2 separate regions of the Mus musculus genome follow, and region 2 is linked to region 1. The links are chromatin loops, found by intact Hi-C in ENCODE. Cell type or tissue: left cerebral cortex. All regions are shown on one strand. Each heading gives the region's core, and the rest is flanking DNA. Links, peaks and the distances in the headings are about the cores only. Region 1 has its middle 74 kb from the start of Gm52545. Region 2 overlaps Gm52545 (a long non-coding RNA gene).

Region 1 (11,347 bases), core at 1,899-9,898:
CCAGAAGTGGTAAGGACTCATGATCCACACCCTCTCCCAGGTCCCTGATAACAGAAGAGCAGGGAGGATGGATGGTAAAACCACAGAATTGTGAGCTGTAAGAAGGGCTCTCCCTGACTAAGCCTGTGGAGGGTACCATCTCTATAAAGAGATTACTACAGTCACCACCTACAAGTCAAGGCTGCAGTGGAACTCCAGAGCAGACAGGGCTACTGTGACAGTGATGCACCTGCCAGTGCTTCACATAGAAGCAAGAAAAATGGCACTGGCCACCAGCAAAAAGAGAAGGGAGTGTCATACAGAATCAAGGAGAATACTGAAAACTAGGCATTAGAAAGTAAGACATCAGAGCATGTCAGAGGATCTAGAAAATCAGTGCTGTCCATTCTGGCCATGGGATGCTTCAGGTCTCATCATTTTCCTACCTAGACATTGATTGCTCAGGGCCAATGCAAATTTTCCCCTTGGCTGAGTGAGACCACCTTGGAGAAGACCATTTTTGTTCATATAGTGATCCAGGAATGGCAGGAGACATGACTGACAGTTCCATTGAGCTTGTATGATTAGGAAAAAGTCCTTCCCAAATAAACGCAGGGGCTGTCTGTTAAAGGGATATACAGCAGAAACACAGTAGTCCATACAAACAGTGGTCACTGTGTGCTAAAGGAAGGGTCCTTCCCAATGTTTTCCATACTCATGGACATTTTGAGATACTTTTTATGGCATCCTAATGACAGCCATTTATTTTGTGATCTACCATGAAAATAGATTCAGAAGAATAAGGGCAAGTGCTCATGGGTAGTAAGAAAATTCATTCCTGTCCTGAATATCAGAGCTTTCTATTGGTGTCTCTGCTGCACTTTAGTGACACCCAAGGGGGCTAAGTGTGGATGGTGAGTGTAAGCCTATTTGTCCCTCAAACAGAAGTTAGCAGCTTCATCACTGGCCCCAGTTGGCCATCCCTAAAGGAAGTCCTAAGTCACTTCTCTGTGGAACCCCACTAGCTTCCCTTGAATGTGAACTTCCTCACCACTGAAGAGTTAGTGTGATACATTTTTAACATTTTTTATTTACATTGGTGTTCTGCCTCCATGTAGGTTTGAGTAAGGATGTCAAATCACCTGAAACTGGAATTACAAACAATTAGAACAACCATGTGAGTGCTGGGATTTAAACGCCAGTCCTTTGGAAGAGCAGCCAGCCCTCTTAACAGCTATCTCTCCAGCCTTGTGTGATAACATTTTTTAAACAAGGGTATCTATTGCATCTGGATGAGATTGCTTTGTCCTCATGTCTAGAGAATCCTAAGTGTGTAGTTTTGATGTCCTTGTATGGATTACTGGATGGAGATGAGGAATCTCAATCTGACTCCCGAGTCTGTTCTGTTGACATTCAATTGGAGTACCTGATTCCTGTAGTAAATGTCCACTGGTCAGCAAATCCCAAGATCCTTAACGAGTACAAAGTGATCCAGTGAAATAGTGGACTTAACATTTTTGAAAGGAAGAGTAACATTTCTACTGAACAGGACAGAGACCTGACCAACACTCTCTCCTTGACCGATCTCCTTTAAGCTCTCAAGGTCCCTAAACTTGGGCTCTGTCCTTGGCGTTTTCCACCCAGTTTCAGCAATAATACTACTGTAACAGTTTGCCAAAAGCTCCTTGCTCTTTTTAAAGTTTTAATATATGTATTCATTTTTACTTTATTTATATGTAGAGTGTTTTGCTTACTTATATGTGTACCACATGTGTTCCTGGTTCCTGTGGAGGTCCAAAAATGGGGCACTAGATTTCCTGGGGTTGGAGACAATGGTGAGCTTCCACATGGGTTCTGGGCAATGAAGTCAGGTTCTCTATAAGAACAGCAAATACAGTTAACTGCCAAACCATCTCTTCAGCCTCCCAGCCCCCTCATACCCCTCACTGTCGATTTTGGTGAAATTCTTCCCCTGCTATCAACAAAAGCCATGCTGACTTGGCCTAGCAAGTACCTTTCAAGAAACAGGAACCCTTACACACTGCTGACAGTGCAGCCATTAGAAAATCTGTACAGAGGTTCCTCAAAACCCTGAAAATAGATCTATCATGTGATCCAGCTATAGTGCTGCTGGGTATTTGCCCAGGAGAATCTGGGAATGCAAACGATATACTCACTCCATGTTTACTGAAGCACAGTCAACAATGGCTAAGTGACATACTCTAGCTGCCCACCATCCGGTGACAAGTTAAAGGAAATGTGTCTATATATACAATAGCTTCATTCAGCTCCAAAGCTGAACAAAATTATGCCATTTCAGGAAAAAAATGAATTAGACTGTTATACACTGTGTGTGTGCTTGCGTGTGGGGGGGGGGGCGGGGGTCAGGGCATGCATGAAATCAGAAGGTAAACCAGAGAGACTAAGGAAATCACTGAGGAGGAGGTCTGGGAGTGAAGAAACAAATATGAAGTACAATTAGATACAATGCATATAATCTATTACTTTCTATGCTCACCAAAAATTATTCTATAAAGGACTATATATCCCAGGTAATGACTTAGTGTGTCCAGTGATGTTGTTTTCTATTTTAATATCATTTCTCTTTTTTATTAAAAATTTTCATAGAGTATTTTGATCATATTCTTTGCCTTCCTACAACTCCTCTCAGATCCTTCCCATATCCCTATCCATTACAATAGCAAAACAAAACAAAAAGTACACACACACACACACACACACACACACACACACATACACGCGCGCGCATGCGCACGCGTGCCCACATAAAGTTCATTTTGTGTCAGGCATGGGGCCTGCCCTGGTGCGTGGTTGATACACTTACTGACACTCCATTAGAGGAATCTAATTTCCCCTCCCCTGCATGGTATCAACTGTAAATAGCTTCTTGGTTAGAGATGGAACCTTATGTCTGCCTCCCCTTCTCAATGCAGGGATTTTGTCTGGTTTGAACCTCCGCAGGTCCCTGTATGCTGCCACAGTCTCCGTGAGTTCATATGTGTATCCATCCTGTTGTGTCTGGAAGACACTGTCTCCCTGGAATCATCTCACACCTCTGGTTCTCAGAATCTTTGCACCTTCTCTTACACTGAGATCCCTGTACCCAGAGGAAAGGAGTTGGATGAAGCTCTCCTGCTTAGGACAGCGATCCAAAGTCTCTCACTCTGCATATTCTCTGTCTGCTTGTGGCTGTCTCTGTGTTAACACTGCGAAAAGAAGCTTCTCTGAGGAGGGTAGGTCTCTTAAAATAACATCCCCTAGGCTTGCTGTTTCTTTCTTCTCCATAGTGACTCATCAACAGCCTCGCCTTGCCTTTTGGCTTCCAATGTTATTTGTTCTTGTGCTTGGGAGTAAAATTAGGTAGGCCTTTCTTTCGTCCTACAAAACCCCATTGTAAAACACACACAAACATTCACAGACATATACACACAAACGCACACATAACACCCTCACATACATACACAGATATACACATACAAACATATACACATAAACACGAATACATACACAAGCATACACACAGAACACATATACAAACATGCATATACACATAGCATATTCACACACATGCACACACACACATACTCACACAAACATGTACACACATAACATACTCTCACACACACATACTCACATAAACATATACACACATAACATACTCTCACACACACATACTCACACAAACATATACACACATATAAACACACAAACACACGCATACATACTTTGACATGAGTAAAACCTTTCTTAAAATGTTAAAAATAAATAAGGTTCCTTTAATGAACTCTTTCACTATCCCACCTGTTTTCTGTCACACTGTTGATAGATATACTTCTTAAAAACAAACTCAGGTTGAGGACGCAGGAAAGGAAATCAGAATTATTTGACTCATCACATGCCATCATATAATGCTTGAGCCATTGTTCCTTCTCCTAAGATCCAACATATCAGAGCCACTGCTACAATGAGTTTAAGCAACATGAAGAGTTAACCAGCAGCAGTTTCTTCTTGACCAGAGCCTGGGGCCAATGTCACAGGGATTTGTAAAATCCCCAGACCCTCCCCTAACATCAGAGTCACACAAATGCAGGCCAGCTTGCTCCCCTGTCATTGTCACACTTGAGTAGAAGACATAAGATGGCTGCCAGGTTTGGGCACCATCACATCCTTACCCTCTTTCCTGTGTAAGTGGGACCATTGCCAGAGTACATCTTTATCCCATTGGCTGCCAAAGACTGGCTGTTTCCGGGCTGTCTTGTAAGGTTTGAGCCACAGTAGAAGAGGGTGGCTAGACCACACATTACATATGTGTGATCCTGTGCTAGTGCCAATTAGCAGCATGTGTTGTTGATCCTATTTCAAATGTCAGCAGCATCATGGGATAGAGAGGATGGAGAGGTAATGTACAGGCAGAGTGCTATGTGCTATTGTTAGACAGGACTGTAGCCCATCCCAGGAACAGGGCTACAAGAACAAAGCCATGGCAGAAGGATGCTTGCAGGGTTAGAGAATTGTCTCCTACCTCAAACATATTGACAAGACAGGTAGTCTGGTAGTTCCACCCATGGGCTGGGAAATGGCTCCTCTGATTTTTCTGGAGTGTTCAGTCCCTAATGTTAGCGTAATCACCGCAGAAACAGCATCACAAAGAGTTAAATCTCAGAACACAGAACTGCCAGACATCAGGAGAAGAGAGGCAAGCAGACTGGTACTGTACGCCTAAAGAAGCAACCATGGCAAAGTTATACAAATTAGGGATCGCTTTCTGAGCCCACCCTCCTGAAAAAGACTATGGCAACAAAGAAACAGCTTCTGGTCTCTGACAGACACTGCAGTCTACTTCTGTGTATCCATCCTAGCCCCTTCATGTGTCTTTTTATGTTGCAGAGGCTCAAATGTCAAAAGCAACATTATTTCTGAGGCTTTCCTGCATCTGTGACCTTGGTGTGATTTTGGGTCCAAGCGATTCATGCCAGATATAAATATAGGATGATTATGAAGAGAGATGGGAGGGTGGCAATCTTCCATCTTGCTGGCACAAATCACGACAGACAGGATGACTCTACAACCAGGCTTCCTGCCTCCAAAATCTCTGCAGCAGAAGCAGCCACCTACCCACACTGTGCAGAGGCAGTGTGACTCCCAGGGATTCCCTGGTGCTGCTCAATTCCTGTCTGTTGCGGCCCACCAGCCGCTCACATGTCTGGGTTCTAGTCTGGAAAGGCATCTTGGATACTGGAAGAGAAGAGGGGGCTAGGCGGTGCGATAGAGATGGAACCAAGACAACCACTCTGATCAAGGTTCAATTTTACTGTTCCCGACACTGGGTTATGAAGCAGGGGAAGGGACCCATTCCAGCCAAATCATCCTGGAGTAAAGTTGCAGGTGACCACGTGTTTGGCTCCGGAACAGCAGGGCGGCAGGCAGCAGCAGTGGGAGTGGCAGAACGAAAGGGCGGCAGGCTCCGCCCCATGCTCTCTTCTTGCTCACAGTGAAACCTGAGCTGAGGGTGTGTGTGTGTGTGTGTGTGTGTGTGTGTGTGTGTGTGTGTGTTACACCTGTCCACTGGTTTCTTTGTAAGACATCTACATACTGTATCAAATCCTTCTGCTCCAGCTAGGTGAGATGGTTCGATATATATGAATTCTAATTAACACACTACTCAACCCATCCTCATTTCACCCCAGTTTTTAGGAGAAGAGAGAAGACACAATCTCTCTGTCTCTCTCTGTCTGTCTCTCTCTCTCACACACACACACACAGAGAGAGAGAGAGAGAGAGAGAGAGAGAGAGAGAGGGAGAGGGAGAGGGAGAGGGAGAGGGAGAGGGAGAGGGAGAGGGAGAGGGAGAGGGAGAGGGAGAGGGAGAGAGAGAATCTTTAAGATGTGTGAAGAGTCTGGTGTGAGGGAAAGGGAAGCCCTCACATTCCCTCATCACAGCAGTGTTGGCAGTGAAAGGTAAAGAAGTGGCCAGATGAAAAATGAGCCAAAAAAGACTTCTGCATATTTTTTTATACTTATCACATTTTCTTAATAAAAGAAGTATTCACATATTAGGAAATGTAAAAGCCTTGGAGATGAACTCTCTCCAAGCAAATTAGACTTAAGACTTTCTTCTATCTGAGGATTTTGCCTGAGCCCTGAGACCCCATGTTCTGATTGGATGTCATCCCAAGTAATACTGAGCAGAAGCAAAAGAAGAGATGGGGTAGAGCCTGAGAGCTGAGTGGCATTTGGATAGTCCTAGTCTCTGTGTCTTGTGCTTTTTCCTCTTGAGCATATAACCGAATATATACCTTATGACAGTTGAAACTAATTCACTTGAAGGTTAGAGTTCAGAAATCTGAAACTAAAGAGTTGGCCCCATGGTACCCTCTGATGGCTTTGAAATGGAAACCATTCCATGAATCTCTCCTAATTCCTGATGGTGTCCAAAAGGCCTTTGTGCTCCTTGGCCGATAGCAATGGGACACCAATCTCTAGTTGCACTGTTACCTGACATTCTTTCCATGGGAATGTCTGTGTCTTTTCTTCATATTAGAATTGTGGAAGGAGGGACCACTCTTAAAGGGGAAACTTCTGGTTTCTTTAGAAAGTCAGTTAAGTCAAGTGATGTTTTGCTGGGGCACACAAGTAAAAGGATATTTTGCTAAAGCAGCCACGTGAAAGAATGTTTTGCTGAAGCAGACAAAGGTGAAAGAAATGATACTTTGCTAAAGCATATCATGCTTCACATATCATGAAAAGACACATGATGCTTAGAAGTAATATAAATATAACACAACAGACGATGGATGATGCTGGATGGTATTGGTATGCCTTACCATTGTTTATTGATCATCATTTGTCGTGACTCCATAGAGAGAAGCATACCAAAATGCTGGTGGTGTTCTGGTGGCTTCTTGCTGCTTTCTCAGACTTGGGCCATCTGGCAGAATGATGTGGAAGGTTCTGGATCTATCAGCTGATACAGACTCCCATGGAGCATTGCTAAGACAGACTCAGAGTGTTTTGCTGAGGTAAGACCTATGAGGGGCAAGACCTGTGGGAGGGCACATGATGTTTGGAGGGAGTATAAATAGGTCTCAATGGACAGTGAGAGCAGGCTTGCATGGTTAGCTTTGCTTTGCTGGTCTCATGTCTTTATCTCTTCTGAAAGAGGCACACCAGAGAACTTCTGGTGTCCCTGCTGGCCCTGGTAACTCCTGCTGACTCTTGCTCATTAGGTGGAGGCCTGGCTGTTTCTGCTGGATCATGCTACTGCTGCTGATTCATGTTTGTTCTCCTGGCACTACTGAACTGGACTGCTGATAGCCTGACAATTGGAGATTGAAATCACCACAAGGAACTACTTCTAAACAACATACAGCAGAGCTTTGGGCCTTCTTCTGGATCGACCTGCTTTTGCTGATTCCTGTGAACTAAACTGCTGATAGCCTGTCAATGTGAATTGGATTTGCTCCAAAGAACTAGCTCTAAACAGATCCACTTCCCCCATATCCTAGTAACTTTTCTTTTCTGCTACCTCTAGTGGATGGTTGGGCTAGAAGGGAGGTTAAGGCATGTAAAAACCCTTATTAAAAATAAGTTTTAAAAACAAATGAAGCTAACACACTCTCCTTTACTATCTCATTTTAATTTCATCTAGAGGTAAATGAGATTTGGACTCCCTTTAATTGGGGAGGGTGCATAATTTTCCTTCTAAAGCAATGGTTCTCAACCAATGGGTCATAACTCCTTTGAGAGTTGAATGACCCTCTCACAGGGGCTGCCTAAGACCATGGGAAAATAGACATTTACATTAGCATTCATAACATTAGCAAAATTATAGTTATAAAGTAGCAACAAAATAATTTTATGGTTGGGGTGTCATCACAGCATGAGGAGCTATAGGAAAGGGCTATCACATTAGGAGGGTTATGAACCACTGATCTGTAGGGTTGTTTGGTTATTGGTTTTCACTCCACCTCAGGGCTTGGTCACTCCACAGGGCTCAGCAGCTCAGGGAGACAGGACGAGGAAGTTTTGGCTGCACTTACCCCATGCAGTCTCTAGGCTGTCGGGCTACAGGGAAGCCTTGGGATTCCACTCCAAGAGTGGGGAGCACAGTCTGAGGTGCTGGACAGCTGGATCTGGCTCTGGGGTCCCTGGCCTGAGGGGAGGCTGGGGCCCGCCATCTGGTTCTTGGGCTCTTGGACACCTAGGCTCCAGTGGGAGCTATAGAAGAGCTGAGACTAGAGTGGGGCCCATGGGCTGGATCTAGCCCAGGATGGATCCCAAAGTCTTTGGCTTGTTGGAGGGCTGCGGGCTTGGCCTTGGTTTGACAGTCATGGCTGGAAACATAGAGAGACTTTCTATGGGAGGTTAGACAGCAGCTCTTTAAGCGAAGGCCTTCTCCATGGATCCCCATGACAGATCCCAATGAAAAGATGCAGGCTATGGTTTTAAGACATATATTGTCATGGTGTAAAGTGGATGAGTAAAACTGTACCCCACTTCTCAGGGCAGGCCTGAGGTTAAATACCTTTTGCAGGGAGGAGTGTATGGGAAGGAAAGCTTAATTGGCTAAGCCCTTCAGGCCTTTAGGTACCTCATTAAAATTGAAATCTGTATTGAGCCTAGGTGATCTATGGTCATGCCCTCTACATATGGAGGGAGTTGGGGCATTGCCTTTATGTGACTGATAGAAAGCTGCTGGGGGCTGTAGCTATGTGATAGGAGCTGGGTGCCCAGGAGTGAGGCAAAACACCTTCCATCCCTTCAGGGTCACCTGGGTTTCTAGCCTTTGCTCAACCAGGAACCAGGCTGCCTTTTGCAGTCCTACCCTGATTCAGTCATTCTGTCCTTCTACTGGTATATACTATCTTGGACATTTCTAGTTAATAAAAATTAGCTCAATGTCACTCAAGGGCATATGTTCTCCCTCAGCTGATCATTTTGTTGCCTTTGAAATAGCTAACTCCTGTAGCCTCATGCTTCACATAGTGCTCTGTGCATTGAATGAAAATAAAGGAAAATTAAAGGAGCCAAGGTAGATAAGGAATATCATATTCATCAACTGCAAGATATAAATCTTATAAACAAACCCATTTTTCGAACATGAATGTATAACTGCACTGTAAATTTAGAATAGTTTTACTTTAGCAATAGATAAGAAAATTATATGAAGCTCACAGAAGTCCAGATCCTAAGAAAACACTGCTAACTGCATAGGTTGGACTTTTATGACTGTGACAAAATGCCTGATGCACATGCATTAAAGGAAGAAGGACTTACTTTGGCTCGTTTCAGAGGTCTCAGTCCGTTCTTGCTTGTTAGCTGTGTAGTTTCTAGCCTGTGGTAAGGAAACGTCATGGTAGAAGGGCATACAGGGGCACATTTGGACACATTACCTCAAGGACATACCCCCATGACTTGCTTCCTTGAGAGATGCCCAGTTGGTAAACATTTTATCACCTTTCCAAATAGTGCCCCAACTAGCCTGGGAAGGGTGTTTCACTTAACCATGACCATTGTTTTGTAGAAATAGACAACATTGGAAAACCTCCATCTCTAAATGTCAAGAGTTGTTACAGATGTAGGGTAGCAGGGACTGAGTGTGACTAACAAGTAAGAACAACGCAGACACAGCAGCAAACAAACAAACTGAAGGAGAAGATCCAGAGAGAGATGCCTGATTCTTGTCACATGGGAGCATGCTCAACACCTCAGTGTTTTTCTTCTTAGTATTTATGTATTTGTGTGTATGGTCTGGTTAGAGGGTATACATATGTAATGGTTTGCAAATGCCTGTAAAGGTCAGAGGTCACCCTCAGGTATCACTACTCAGGAACCATCTACTTTGATGTTCTAAGACAGGGTCTCTCACTGGGGCCTGGGACTCGCCAATTAGGTTAGACTAGGCTAGATAACCAGTGAGCCCCAGCAGTCTGCTTGCTAACCCCTTTCCAGTGTTGGGCTTGTAAACACATGCTGCAGGATCAAACTTTTTATATGAGTACTGGGGTTGTGCTCAGACACTCCTGTTTACAAGGGAAGGACTTTATGGACTAAGCTATCCTCCCCATCCTATATTTGAATTAGACTCTCAAATAGGATACAAAAATACCAAACTTAAATGTGGAAGAAGATAAATTATACTATTAAAAATTTTTAAATCCTGTTTATGGAAAGTTACTATTTAGAGAGTAGAAAGATAACTCAGGGAACAGAAGGAGTTATGTTCACAGATAGAGCTGGCAAATGACTCCTCTCTAGATTCCATTAGGAATTCCTACTAATCGATAAGTAAAAGACTAATAAGCCAATAGAAAAACTGACAAACACACCTGGAACTGATATTTCACAAAATAAGACTTCCCCACGGCATAAATTTATAGAACACATTCCTCATCCCTGCCATCAACAAAATGCCAATTAAAACTACAGTGTGACATCACTATACACTCAGTAGAAGCAGGTATTGGTAGGAGTTTGAAGCAAGCTAGCAATTCATGTGCTGCTGGAGTCAAGAATTAATTAATGTCTTTGGGAAATTCTCCCCTAGCACTTACTAAAGTTGACATCTACAAAGCTCACAGGATGGCAGTGTAGTGTCTCAGGATTTTCCATGTCCAATTACATTAAAACAATAGTGCAGCAGGAAGCCTGTGATTGGACAGGAAAAAGGGAGGTGGAACTAGAAGTTGCAGGGACAGAGAGTGACAGAGGAGGGAGAGGATGAAGCCAAGATGGAGGCAGATGGTCAGGAAAAAGATCCTGAACCAGCCTGGCATTAAATAGCCACAGGTAGATATGATATCATAAAGGATAGAATGATTGGGATAACTTGTCTAATCTAGGTGGGCAGCTTGTACCATTATCAATTGGCCCTGAAATTATTATGTGGGCATCTTGTGTATTGAGAATTTATTGATATATAAATCTGACTTGTCAATTATAAGCTTCTAGAGTTTGTTTTTATTGGGTTGTTGGGTGTTGTGGCAGCTGACCATGGGGTGGACAGTCGTTGTGTGGGGCTGGCATGGCAGCAAAGGGAATTTGGGAGCTCCAGCCCCACTGAAGAGTTGGTGAGCAGAGAGTAGCTGGATGGAATGTGGAAACTTGGTGGTTCATTTTTTAATATTTCCTTGCAACAGGGTAGAGCAGTGATGCTCTTCACTTTCATCCAGCCTTCACTTCAGCACATTCTGGAACTGTGTGGCTCTCAGTATGTGTATTGTGTATGAATGATATTTACAGCAATCATAAAGTTCATAAAACTTATAAGCTTTAAGAAACTTCTGAAAGTTACAGAATTCTCAGAGCCCCTCCTCTCTGAGATGTAAGCAGAACCGCCAAGGACAGGA
Region 2 (11,347 bases), core at 1,989-9,988, 62 kb before region 1:
CACTCAGGAAATTGCTTCCCCAGGTCTAGACTGTGAGACTGAGACTTCAATATCCAGGATTGTAAAGAGCATTCATTATGATACAGTGTGAGCCACCAGCCAGTGTTACCTTGACACCGGAATTTGGTTCTCCTCACTTGCAGTTTCCCTTGCTCGGTATTTACCACATTTATATATGGTCTTTGTTAAGCCGGTTTTCAGAACCTTTGATGATGACCAGGCTAAATACCATGTGTTCCATTAAAAATCACATCCTGGCGCAGAGCTCAATGAGAAACCGCTACCTATATTTGCAACATATGTTCTCCAAACTGCTATTAAGCTTTGCAAAGCAGCCATGCAATTAATTTTTAACAGAGATGCTCTTGCAGCCGCCGCCCCATCATGTGTGGCAGCTCTGAAAGGCATGCGTCTGACATTTGCCAGAGAGAACATATTGCTGCCTATACTTTAGTCATTTCTCTTCAGAGGGTAAGAGACTTTTGTTGGTGATTGAAGGCAGGAATGTAAATTTCAATCTGTGTGTGACTGGAATGGGTTTTCGTGACCCTGGAAACATCTTTTTCCCAAATGCAAAAAACGTGGTCATTTGCTTCCTAGACTTGGGTGCCGAGACAGAATTAGGTAATTACTAATTTTTTTTTTACTTGAGTTTGGCTCATACAGGAATCCAAAGAGCTAAGTTCAGATAGATAGAAGGATAGTCATTTTATGTTAGTTTAAGATAAAGCAAACACTTACTAATACTGAGCCTGTATTTGCTTTGGGCTGAGAGCAGTACTAAATACTTTGCATGTGTAGCTCAGTGAATTATCTTAAGTCATATATAGTAATTGCCATTTCATTTTTACAGAAGGTGAGATTTGTTTGATCTTCCAAAAAAAAATCAGATAATTCGGTTTCTTTAAATATATTTATTTTGAAGGAAATTTGGCCAGTGCTTGATTGATGTTTTATCTCTCTTAGTAATTTTATTGGAGCCTGATTGTGGTATATAAGGTACAAAGACTATTACAAATGGGCATCTTTTATTTCTGCCTTGCCAGACTCCCCTCCTTCTTCTGGATATAGCCCTTCTCTGTTCAGAAACTGGTCTCTCTACTCCATTTGATTGGGTGGCATTACCAGCCAGTTGATATAGCTCTTACTTCCTGAAAGGTATGTGTTCCAGAATCCATCCTGCCTAGTCAGAAATCCCTGTTGTCAGACCTTGTTATTGGCTCAGGGACAGCTCATTATCCAGAGGGTCAGAGAGACTATGTAAGCAGCTGAGGAAAAGCTTGCTTACTTATCTGTCCTTATTGATCCTCAGGACTGGTCACCATAGGGCTGCTTCTGGGGGAAGGGATTCCAAGCTAAACACTTCAATTATTTACTTTTTTTCATGTTTTTAAAAATGCTGTGGTTTGAGCAAGTTTCTGTTATTTAAATATAATAAGGCAGATAAGATAAAAATGAAAATTTACAAATCTAACAAAAATTAATGAGTTAGCATTATTGTCATTGACATCAAATCTCTCCTTTTTAAAGGGATACATTTATACGTTAAACACTAGCTAAAACTCACTAATATCAAGCTTTTAGTTATGGATCAAGAAATTGAACCTTAGAAGATAGATAACTGAATTTAAGAAGGATATTAGCTATTGACTTAGATGTAACAATGATATAACCAGTTCCCATAGAAGTTTGGGAACAGCTCTTCTAGAGAGTAAATAACATTAATAATAAGCTCTACCTTATACCCAGATACCTAGTACGGTTGGATGACCCAATGTGAGGACTTTTAGAAATCCACACCTGTATTAACATCTTCTTCTTCTCTAACTTTCGACACAGGTCATTAACGTAAGCATGGTAGCTCAGCAGCATCACGAGCCTTCTGGGGCAGGCAATTTACCTTCTCTGGACCTCAGCTTCTTCATAGAACGGGGGATACATCTGACTTTCTTGTACTGTGGAGCACATTTAGCAAAACTACAGACACAAAAGCAGTTTGGAAACATCAAAATTAGTAATAGTAGCACAGAAGCAAGATTTCTTGGGAAAGAACTTGAATTCTATTTACTTTTGGTCATTTGGGATGTGAGGAAAGTTCATTATAAACCCTGAATAAGTCTGTCACAGTCAGAGAGAGGGAGGAGCTAATACCATGGTGATGGAACTAAGACTTTAACTCTTCCAAGAACACCTCCACCTGCCCTCCTGACCTTTTAGCCATTTGTGCCCCCAAAGAAATCCATCCGTAGCTGTCAGATCTTCATGTGCCAAACACATCCAGACTCCATTAAAATTCACTCACTCTCTTGACTTTAAATTCCCCCTCTTGGCCCCCTATTTGTAACATTTTTTACCTAAGCTTCAGTAAGCCCCACTCTAGTTGTGCCTCAGAGCCTTTGAATCCAGGCCTTCTGTCCTGGGCTCATTTGGTGATGTGCTCTGTTAAGCCTCATTTATTTATGTGATTCTATCAAGTCGTCTTACATACACGTCTCATTTAGAGAGGCTGTCTTCTCATTTCCAGGAAGCTACCCTGTCTGTTCAACTCAGTTGTAAGTTTGTTAAAGCCAGTGATCAGCCTCCATATTCCTTATAGTCAGCAAATAATAGTTAAGAGGAAGATGTCTAAATGAGAAAAAATGGCTTAGGGAAAAAGAATTTGAGGAAGCTTGTGCATTCCAAAAAAAGGTCAGACATCTGAAAGTAACTCATTTCATTCAATTATTACCTTCATTACAAAGATTCGCTTATAAATTTCTCTTACCTATGAATTTGAGTTTTTACCCATTAAATCTCTCCACTGTTAAACATGACCTTGGCAAATTCTTTCTTAACACAATCAAACAAACAAAAAACCAAACAACAACAACAACAGTTCAAGGACTAGAACATTGACCACATGAGGAGTCTCTTGTAGATAAAATATTGTCCTTCCTGTTAGTGTTAACCCAAGTATCTTTCATCAGCAACTTGTACCTTCTTTTCAACCTTGCATATTAATGCAGAAAAATAATAAATATTAAATAAGAGGATAAGACTTTCTGACTGGAAACACTGGACGAAAAGAATGTTTGAATCTAGGCCAAATATATACTCATCTAATGTGTTAGAAGATCCTGTGTGTCAAATTCTTTGATTTAATACTGTAGCAGTAAGCCTTGGTTTTGGGACTCTGGACCATCAATTTCAGGTGTGTGTTCATTGACAGGTCCTCGATGTTTGATTACCAGGTGTTTTTGTCTCAAAAAAAAGTCTTGGAAGAGATTGGATAACATATGGAAAGACATTCTGTTTATAGAAAAGCACAGTTCCCATTATTTATTGCTTCACAGCTTAACTTAGTCTAAAAACTAGTGTAGGACTGTCACTATGGTGCACAGTATAAATGAACTTGCCACCAAGGCTCAGGAACCTGAGTTGGTTCCCCAGGGCCCATGTGGTAGAAAGACAGAACTGACTCTTAAAATCTGTCCTCAGATTTCCCCATGCATATTGATAGACAGACAGACACACATGTGTAAATGTAACAAAAACAGTTTTTTAAAAATGCTTTAATCTTCCAATCTCAAAGGCATGAGCCTTTGTCATCTAAAGCACAAAATGGCATATGACAACCTTGGCAGCCTCTTAGTCATATATGTATATTCTGGATGCACAAAATGAGTGATCACCAAGGCAGGGATGGTGTCACATGCTTATAAGCCTGACACTCAGGAAGTAGAAAGAGGCAAGAGGATCAAGTGTTTCAAGAAAGACTGGGTTACATAGAAATACCTTATACCAATATATATATTAATCAATCAAGCAATCAATAACAAACCTCTGGATGGCAGCATGCTTCAGTCATTTCAGTTTTTCTGAACTCACATGGTCTCAACAAATAACCTGTTCTACAGTTAGCTGTATGGAGTAGCATCGGGAACAAGGCAGTGTCTTCTTTGGATTCCTAGAATCTCTACATCGATGGGTAGGTGAGTCTCTGATGCGTGTGAGGCTGTCTTCTCACCAGGGATAATCTGCTCTTCCACTCACCCTTCATCGATTCTTTGAGTTGCTCCAACTTTCACAAGCATCTGACCCTTCCTACCCTCTATGGAAAGAATCAGTGTAGTTCTCCCATAGGGCTAGTACACAATGCTGGACTCCTCCTGAAAGACCCACATCTAACTGGCAAAGGTATGTTAGGTACTGTCCTGGGGTCAGTGGGTTTTGTTCAGGGGAACAAAGCAGGCTTCTTTGGGGTTGACAGGAGAGTGTAAACAACCAGCTAATGATCGGAAACATACTTTCTCTGGCAGAAAAGCCACCTGGGTGAAACCAAATGCCACCTTTTAAAAAAGCAATGCTGTTCCCGTGCTGGGTTTCAGGGGGTGGCGGGGGGGAGGGGGGAGGTGACAACATTGAATAAAGTACTCAAGCTGGCTATTCAGGAACTTTATCCTAGATAGCATATTTACAGAGCTTAATTTTTGCCCAACAGAAAGAAAGGTGCATTAGACCCTCCCCGTCAGCAGACTACATAACCAGGAGAGGAGAAGCGACATGCTCAATATTACCAGTAAGTGGCGAAGCTGGAGACAGAATGCAGAGATCTTTAGCTTTCCAGAACCAAACAAAGATTCCAGCTGATTGTACTCCTGCAGCCCAAGGACTGCACACAGCAAACCACAGCTACACTCAGGCCACAGGGTATTGACCGTCCCTGAAACCATGCTGTCATGAGCTATGGCTTTTGCTATTATACCATGCTACTCTCTCCAGCGAGCAAGTGCTTGATAAATACTAAGAGCTTATTGGCTAATTAATGAGAGGATACATAATAATTCATATAGTTTCTTTCCTGAACTCACAGCTAAGTCAGTTCCACTGAATGGCTTCTTCTTCCCATTTCTTTTCTCTCACACTTGTTTATAAATTATTGAAAAACATGTCTAGGAAGCAATTACTTTGGAATTTACCCTTTAAAAAGCAGAACATAGCAAAGTTCTTAGGAGAACTCTTCCTTGAACCAAATGTGAACTAGAAGTGACTCTGGTTATGTGCAGTGCTCCTGGGAGGCTCTAACCTACTGGTCCACAGCTGTGTCAAGGGCTATTTTCCTGGCTTCCCAGAGAGAAAAGATCACAATCTTTTCATCCAGGCAGGAAGCGAGTGCTAGGCAAAGTAGAGGATAAACTCCAAACTGAAATGATAGCCAAAACGATGTTAATATTAATATTATTAGGAGTCCACACGGTGGCACATGGCATTGATAGCCCAATGAGTTAGGATGCAAAGCTTTGTTTTGCTTGAATACCAAGTGTTCATCCTCAGGGTCATGTAGTAAAAACAGACATACATTTAAGCATCAGTACAGAGGCAGAGAGGCAGGCCTAACAAACTTTTTACTCTCTATGAACATACTGCAGAATTTATATTTACCTAGCAATATTAGACAACATGTATGTATATTCACACATAGAAGGATATGTGATTATATTTTTTGCATATGTTCATGATTCCAGCATTCTTCGAAGTATCTCCTCACAGACATTGGCGTACAGTGTTAGCAACCATAACAGATACTCAGAAATTTGACCACGGACTCGTTTGACCCACAGTAGACAATGAAATATGTAGCAATATCGCACAGTGGCCTTAGTAATCAGGGAATCCATTTAAAGAGTAATGGCTATAGCAATGACTTTCACTCCTAATTCCTCCTTCTGGTAGACCAGAAGTCCGAGAGGCCCAAGCAATTTCTAGCAATTCAAGTGACTCCATGGACCAAATGCATGTGTGTGTGTGTGTACACACACACACATACATATATACATATGCTAACGGAGCACAAGGAGGAAGTCCCTCTTAATTTGATGAGGCTCGCCACTTAGGAGGCAAGCACTCTAGCCACTCCTCCCAGTCGCCTTAATAAACTCATCAACCCTCACCAAGCTGCACTTTCCCATCTCCATCAGAAAACACAGATCAATACACCATACAGGAGCACTTAGACTCTGCTCGTAAACTCTCCGGAGTAAACGTTAGGTACATTCCCACGCCAAGCTGACGCAGCCTTCTTCCAGAGGCAGCATTGCCAGGGCCTGTGAACTACTGGGCAGCAGAGGAGGAGGGAGGGGAGCCAAGGCAGCAAAGCAAACTGAACCCAGGGTCAAGTCAAAAGCCAGTTGGGTTGCAAGGGGCTTGGCGCTGTCCTTGCCTGCTTCAAAGCACTAAGAGCAACAGCTTTCTTAACATTGTAAAAACCGTAGGGATCTAAAGTAGGTCAGCAGTTCACACACATATAAATGTCAGTTCTCCCTGCCATCTGGAGATGGGAGAGGAGACTCCACTAATCTGACAGCCGAAGGGCCACCCTGAACCACCCTGGGTTCTCTAGGGGAACCTGAGAAGGTTGCCTTATTCATTCAGTCTGGAGCACCCCCCCCCCAAAAAAAATTAAAATAATCTTTTTATAAACCCCACAGCTGGCATGGAAAGAAATCAAACAAACAAGCACGACTCTCAGAATTTAGACTGAAAGACCCCAGAGCAAAGGATGCTGAGCGAACAGGAGGCGTCTTGAGATCCATTCGGAGACACCCTTAGCACCTGTTTGTAAGCACGTCTCTCAAAATAGCACGCAGCAGCAACAAGTTTCTAAAATGGCAAATCTACTGCTTCTTTTCCCTGAGAGTGCTTAGTCACGCTAATTCTCTGACCCAAGAAATCCTTTCACAGGAGCCTGCTGGATGAAGCAGAGCCGTGCTTTCCGTGTCTGCAGCCATGACAGCAGCCACAGCAGTTAGCAGCAGTCCCTGAGGCCAGCAGGGGAAGGCTGGAGTGGGGGCCTCCTGGGCCCCACCTCCTCCCCAGCACACTCACCATCAGCAGGCTGAGAGCGGAGTCCGGCACCAGCTGCACTGCCATGGTCCCTGATTGCAACTCCCATGCACAGACGTTTCTGCTGAATCAGTCTGCCTGGGCCCAGGGCAGCAGCACAGCATCTACCGGCACCTAGGGCAAAGCAGCCGGACAGACAGACTTAGGGAGCCAAGGGCTCAAGGTGAAGCTAGGCCACATTTCCCACAGGGTGGGGAGAGGGGCAGGGGATGTTGAGAAGATAGGGTGGGAACTGTGCTTAGGAAGAGCAAAAATTACATATGGAGTAGAAGAAGCGTAGCAAGCTGCAGGTTATTTAAAGGTGAGCTCTCCCCAGCTTCTCCAAGCTGCATGCAGAAACCACATGGAACACAAACGCAGCCCAGGAGCCTGAAATGCAGCAATTCTAGCTGCCACCTTAGCCTAGGCAACAATTCTGCTTTGAACTGACAATTAAAATAAAACATTCCCCACTGCAGATAAATCAGCCAGCCCGACCAACACCCCGCCCCCCTGCATCTCTCAGCAAATTCTGCTGCATAAACATGCTGAATGTCACAACCTACCGGCTTGCAATCTGGTCAGTTGCTTTTCCCTGCTGCAGAAAGGTGTGTCTCTTCTGCTAAAGCAAGTATCTGGGAGGGAGAGGGCCGAGTCTGAGCAGTCACTGGAGATCAGGAGATGCCCTCAAGGATGAGTGAGGACCAACTCACTTAGGAATTGACTCCTTCCATCTTCCCCCAAATCTACTTTTCCTCTCCAAGTAGACTGCCGGCAGAGCTCCCCGCAGGGCTGATACTTAGGAAGAACATGGAATTACACTGCCTGTTCTGTGAGCGTTCTGATCCCTCTGCCTGTACCACATGTACACTGCCAGACACCCTCTACCTCTCTCTCTCTCCCTTCCTCCCTCCCTCCCTTCCTCCCTCCCTTCCCTTCCCTCCCATCTCTCCACAGGGCTGCCTGTTAGGAATTTTGAAGGATCCTCCCTAGTGCAGAAGAGGGAGGGCAGAGGAGCAAATTTGAAAGAAAGGACATTGCTTAAGACAAAAAGGCAAATTGAAAATCCTATCGCTGGGATACTTTCCCTTGAAGATGTCAATGGAAAACAAAAAGCAGGAGGCTGCCCACCGGTTTTGTTTTATACCATATATACTATATATTCAGTGTCGCTTAAGTCTTTCTCCAAATTAGACAAATCAAGGCATCTTTATGGGAGCACAGCGATATTCATAGACTCTTATAGACTCTCATTCAATTACAAGTGTCCATTGCTGGCACTTCTTGCAGTGGTGTTTAATGTCTTTTTCTGATCTCTGCTTTCACTCACCTACTGTAAAGACCCCCAAATGCCTGGAAATTAACTGGGTGGTGTGAAATGCAGAGACAAGGGACTGATATTGTACATGAGGAACCTGGAAAAGGAAGAAATAGATAGTTTTTACATGTTCCTATGAATAAGTGTTGTTGTTGTCCCTATATATTTTATGTGTGGGTGTGTGCATAAACTCGCATGCACTTGTGTGTGCATGTGTATTCACAAATCTATGTGCAGATGTATGCATATGCATGTGGAGGCCAGCGGGTAACCTCACATATCATTGCTTAGGCTCTGTCAACCTTTATTTTGTTTCACAGACCTGTTTTTTGTTTTTTGTTTTTGTTTTTCTAACTAAGCTAGACTAGATACTATCTAGGGAGCCCCAATTCCTGGCTAGCCGCATCTCACCAACATGGAAGTCATAAGTGTGTGCCACCTTGCCCAGACTTGCATCTGCAGGATATGGGATCCAATTCAGGTCCTCACAAGTGCAAGACAAGTATTGTAGTGATGGTCATCTTCCAGCTGAATGTACTCTCTAAGGCAGTGGTTCTCGACCCGGGGGTTGGGACCCCCATGGGGTAGCATATCAGATGTTTACATTATGATTCTTAACAGCAACAAAGTTACAGTTATGAGGTAGCATTGAAAAGTATTTTATGGTTGAGGGTCACCACAATATGAGGAACTGCATTAAAAGGTCACAGCATTAAGAAGGTTGAGAACCACTGCTCTAAGGTGTTTATATGTCCACCATAGAACTAAGCACAGAATAATCACTACACCATTCTCATGAATGGATGAAAGAAAGAGAGAGGGAGAGAGAGAGAGAGACAGAGAGACAGAAAGAAAGAAAGAAAGAAAGAAAGAAAGAAAGAAAGAAAGGGAGAGAGAGAGAGAAAGAAAGAAAGAAAGAAAGAAAGAAAGAAAGAAAGAAAGAAAGAAAGAAAGAAAGAAAAGATGCTCTTCTACTCTTCTAATTTCTCCTGTGGTGCCCTAATTACCTGGAACCTTTATTTCATGTCACTTGATTGGATTCAAATATAATTGACCTCAGGAGTCCCTGAGAGAATCATTTGCTGCCACCAGGAACCTGACGATTCAAAGCCCAGAACTGTGAGGAAATTCTGGACACACTAGAGTGTCAAAATACTTAAAACTTAATATTGGCAATCAAGAAATGATGACATGAGAAACATATCTTGTTAGTGACTTAGGGACCTTCACTCTGGCCCATCCTCACCCATAGTCTTCTGAATGTTCAGCTGATACTTGCACAGTGCCTGCTTTGCCCTTCTGCCTTCAAAGAACTTTCCATTTTGGAGGAGGTGAGATGTACACAGGAACTGTTTACAAATGTAAGCTATGGACAATGCTATCAGGTGCTTAAAAACATAGAGTTAGGTAGCATGGAGACAGGAGAGTCCTTTCTGGTTAGTCTCTGAAATGAGTTCCAAGGAATAACCAGGTATCTTGTAAAATATTGCTGCTCTGCTTAGTTCTATGTGGACCGTGTACTTGTGAAGTGTAAAACACGTTACAGTTGAAGCTACTTCAAGTGGTACATGTGGACAGGGGCTGGGTTTATACTGCAGAAATAGGCAGAGGTAGCTTCGAGTGTGGAGAAATCCAGGTTGAGCAAAAGGATGGAGACTTAAGAGACATTCATCTACCACAGTTGTGGCCCTTGGCACATTTGCCTTTGTTTATGGCTTCCTTTGTGTAGAGATACTTACCGAATATCTGCTGGAAGCCCAGATTCCCTCAACAAATGAAGGAATCCAACCCATCTCTTCTGTGCACCTCACTGAAAGGAAGAAATGATCTCAGGGGCTATGAGTAGAATGGAGTAGAAGAAATTACAAGATAGATTTCCCTCTACCCCAGTCCAGTGTACATGATTAACCAGTCCTAGAGCCTGGATGCATCATGGAGCAGGTGGGGATAGCAAATAGCACTAGGGTTAAAACGGCCTTGACAGCAGCTAGGGCGCCATAATTGGAAAGTGGCTGGATTTTAGGGAAAACAAGGGCCCAAGAAAATCCAGGAAGTAAGCAAATCAAATAGGCTAAAAGTACATGTATTGTATTTTTTAGATGCCAAAATTTTCACACATGGTAATGAAATAGTTCCTGGCTTTTCTGTTTGGGCATTCATAGGTGCTTTATATTATTAACACTTTTTATTTTCTTAAATTTAAGTTTTGACAATTTTATACATATATGCATGGCACAGTGAACATAGCTACTCGCTATTATCTTCTAAGTGGAGAGGGATAATCCAGTGTCAAAACTGGATACCCATTTTGTTTATTTGCACAGCTCTAAACATCAAGACATGGCCAGCGGTAAGCTGAGAAATGAGAGGGCTGTCAAATACTACAGATAAGGAGTCAGGAGTAAGGGCTCACTCTGGGAGAGAGCAGAATGTAGGCAATGGGTGAAAAGGGGGGATAGACAGAGTGAAGGAGCCATCAGAGAGTGGGGGAGCACCCTCGAGGGCAGGGGAGCACCCCCAGATGGTGGGGAGCACCTCCCAGAGGTTGAGGGAACAACTTCAAGCACGCTCAGAGAGTAGGGGAGGGCACTCAGAGAGTGGGGAGCATTCTCAGAGGGTAGGGGAGCACCCTCAGAGGGTGGGGGACACTCAGAGGCTAATGGAGCACCCCAGATGGTGGGAAAGCACCCCAAAGTGGTAGAGATAAGGACATAAGAAATGTAAGCCACCATGGAACACTTCTGGGAATAAAGACTTCATCTATATTAAATAAACATTTATTCAGAAAACAGTGACCAACAGATGTGTAGATGAAGAACCTACAGGTTCTTCACACACTAGAGTGGTTCTGGGGTTAAGGGAGAATGAAAGTTATTGTTTTCAGTTACTGCAACAGAGATCATTGTGTTAAGTGAAAGAAGACAAACTCCAGAGATAAGCAGAATGATTTCTCTCATATGCAGAGTCTAGATTTTTTAAATTAATTATTTTATTTATTTACATCCCAAAGCTTTACCCCTTTCTGGCTTCCCCTTGCAGAATTTTTCCCCATCCCTCTTTCGCCTCTGAGAGGGTAGTCTTCTCCTGGGTATACCCCTACCCTGGGGCATCAAATCTCTGCAGGATTAGGCCCATCCTCTTCCATTGAGGGCAGACAAGGCAGTCCTC

What was found. Peaks named below come from ENCODE experiments on the same cell type or tissue, not always from the same donor. Only the 100,000 strongest peaks of a DNase experiment are listed, where the experiment ranks them.
Region 2: a loop joins it to region 1, with 2.3 times the contacts of the local background. A loop is called at or near these places in 4 of 42 quality-filtered maps.

Annotation. Positions count from the first base shown.
Region 1 is chr2:3,952,305-3,963,651 of GRCm38, reverse strand. No RefSeq gene overlaps it. Among named protein-coding and RNA genes, the nearest start is that of Gm52545, 74 kb to the left of the region's middle. In left cerebral cortex, for the core only: no CTCF peak of the experiment used is centred there; DNase peaks (open chromatin) are centred at 4,322, 4,625, 5,128, 5,980 and 2 more places; H3K27ac peaks cover 396 bases.
Region 2 is chr2:4,014,100-4,025,446 of GRCm38, reverse strand. Gm52545 (a long non-coding RNA gene) reads left to right here. Exons shown (of 3, transcript XR_003953991.1): 2 at 1,047-1,158; 3 at 1,840-2,122. It also overlaps a transcript of Frmd4a not described here. Among named protein-coding and RNA genes, the nearest start is that of Gm52545, 12 kb to the left of the region's middle. In left cerebral cortex, for the core only: a CTCF peak has its summit at 6,793; DNase peaks (open chromatin) are centred at 6,857, 7,200, 7,422, 7,662 and 1 more place; H3K4me3 peaks cover 3,028 bases; H3K27ac peaks cover 2,556 bases.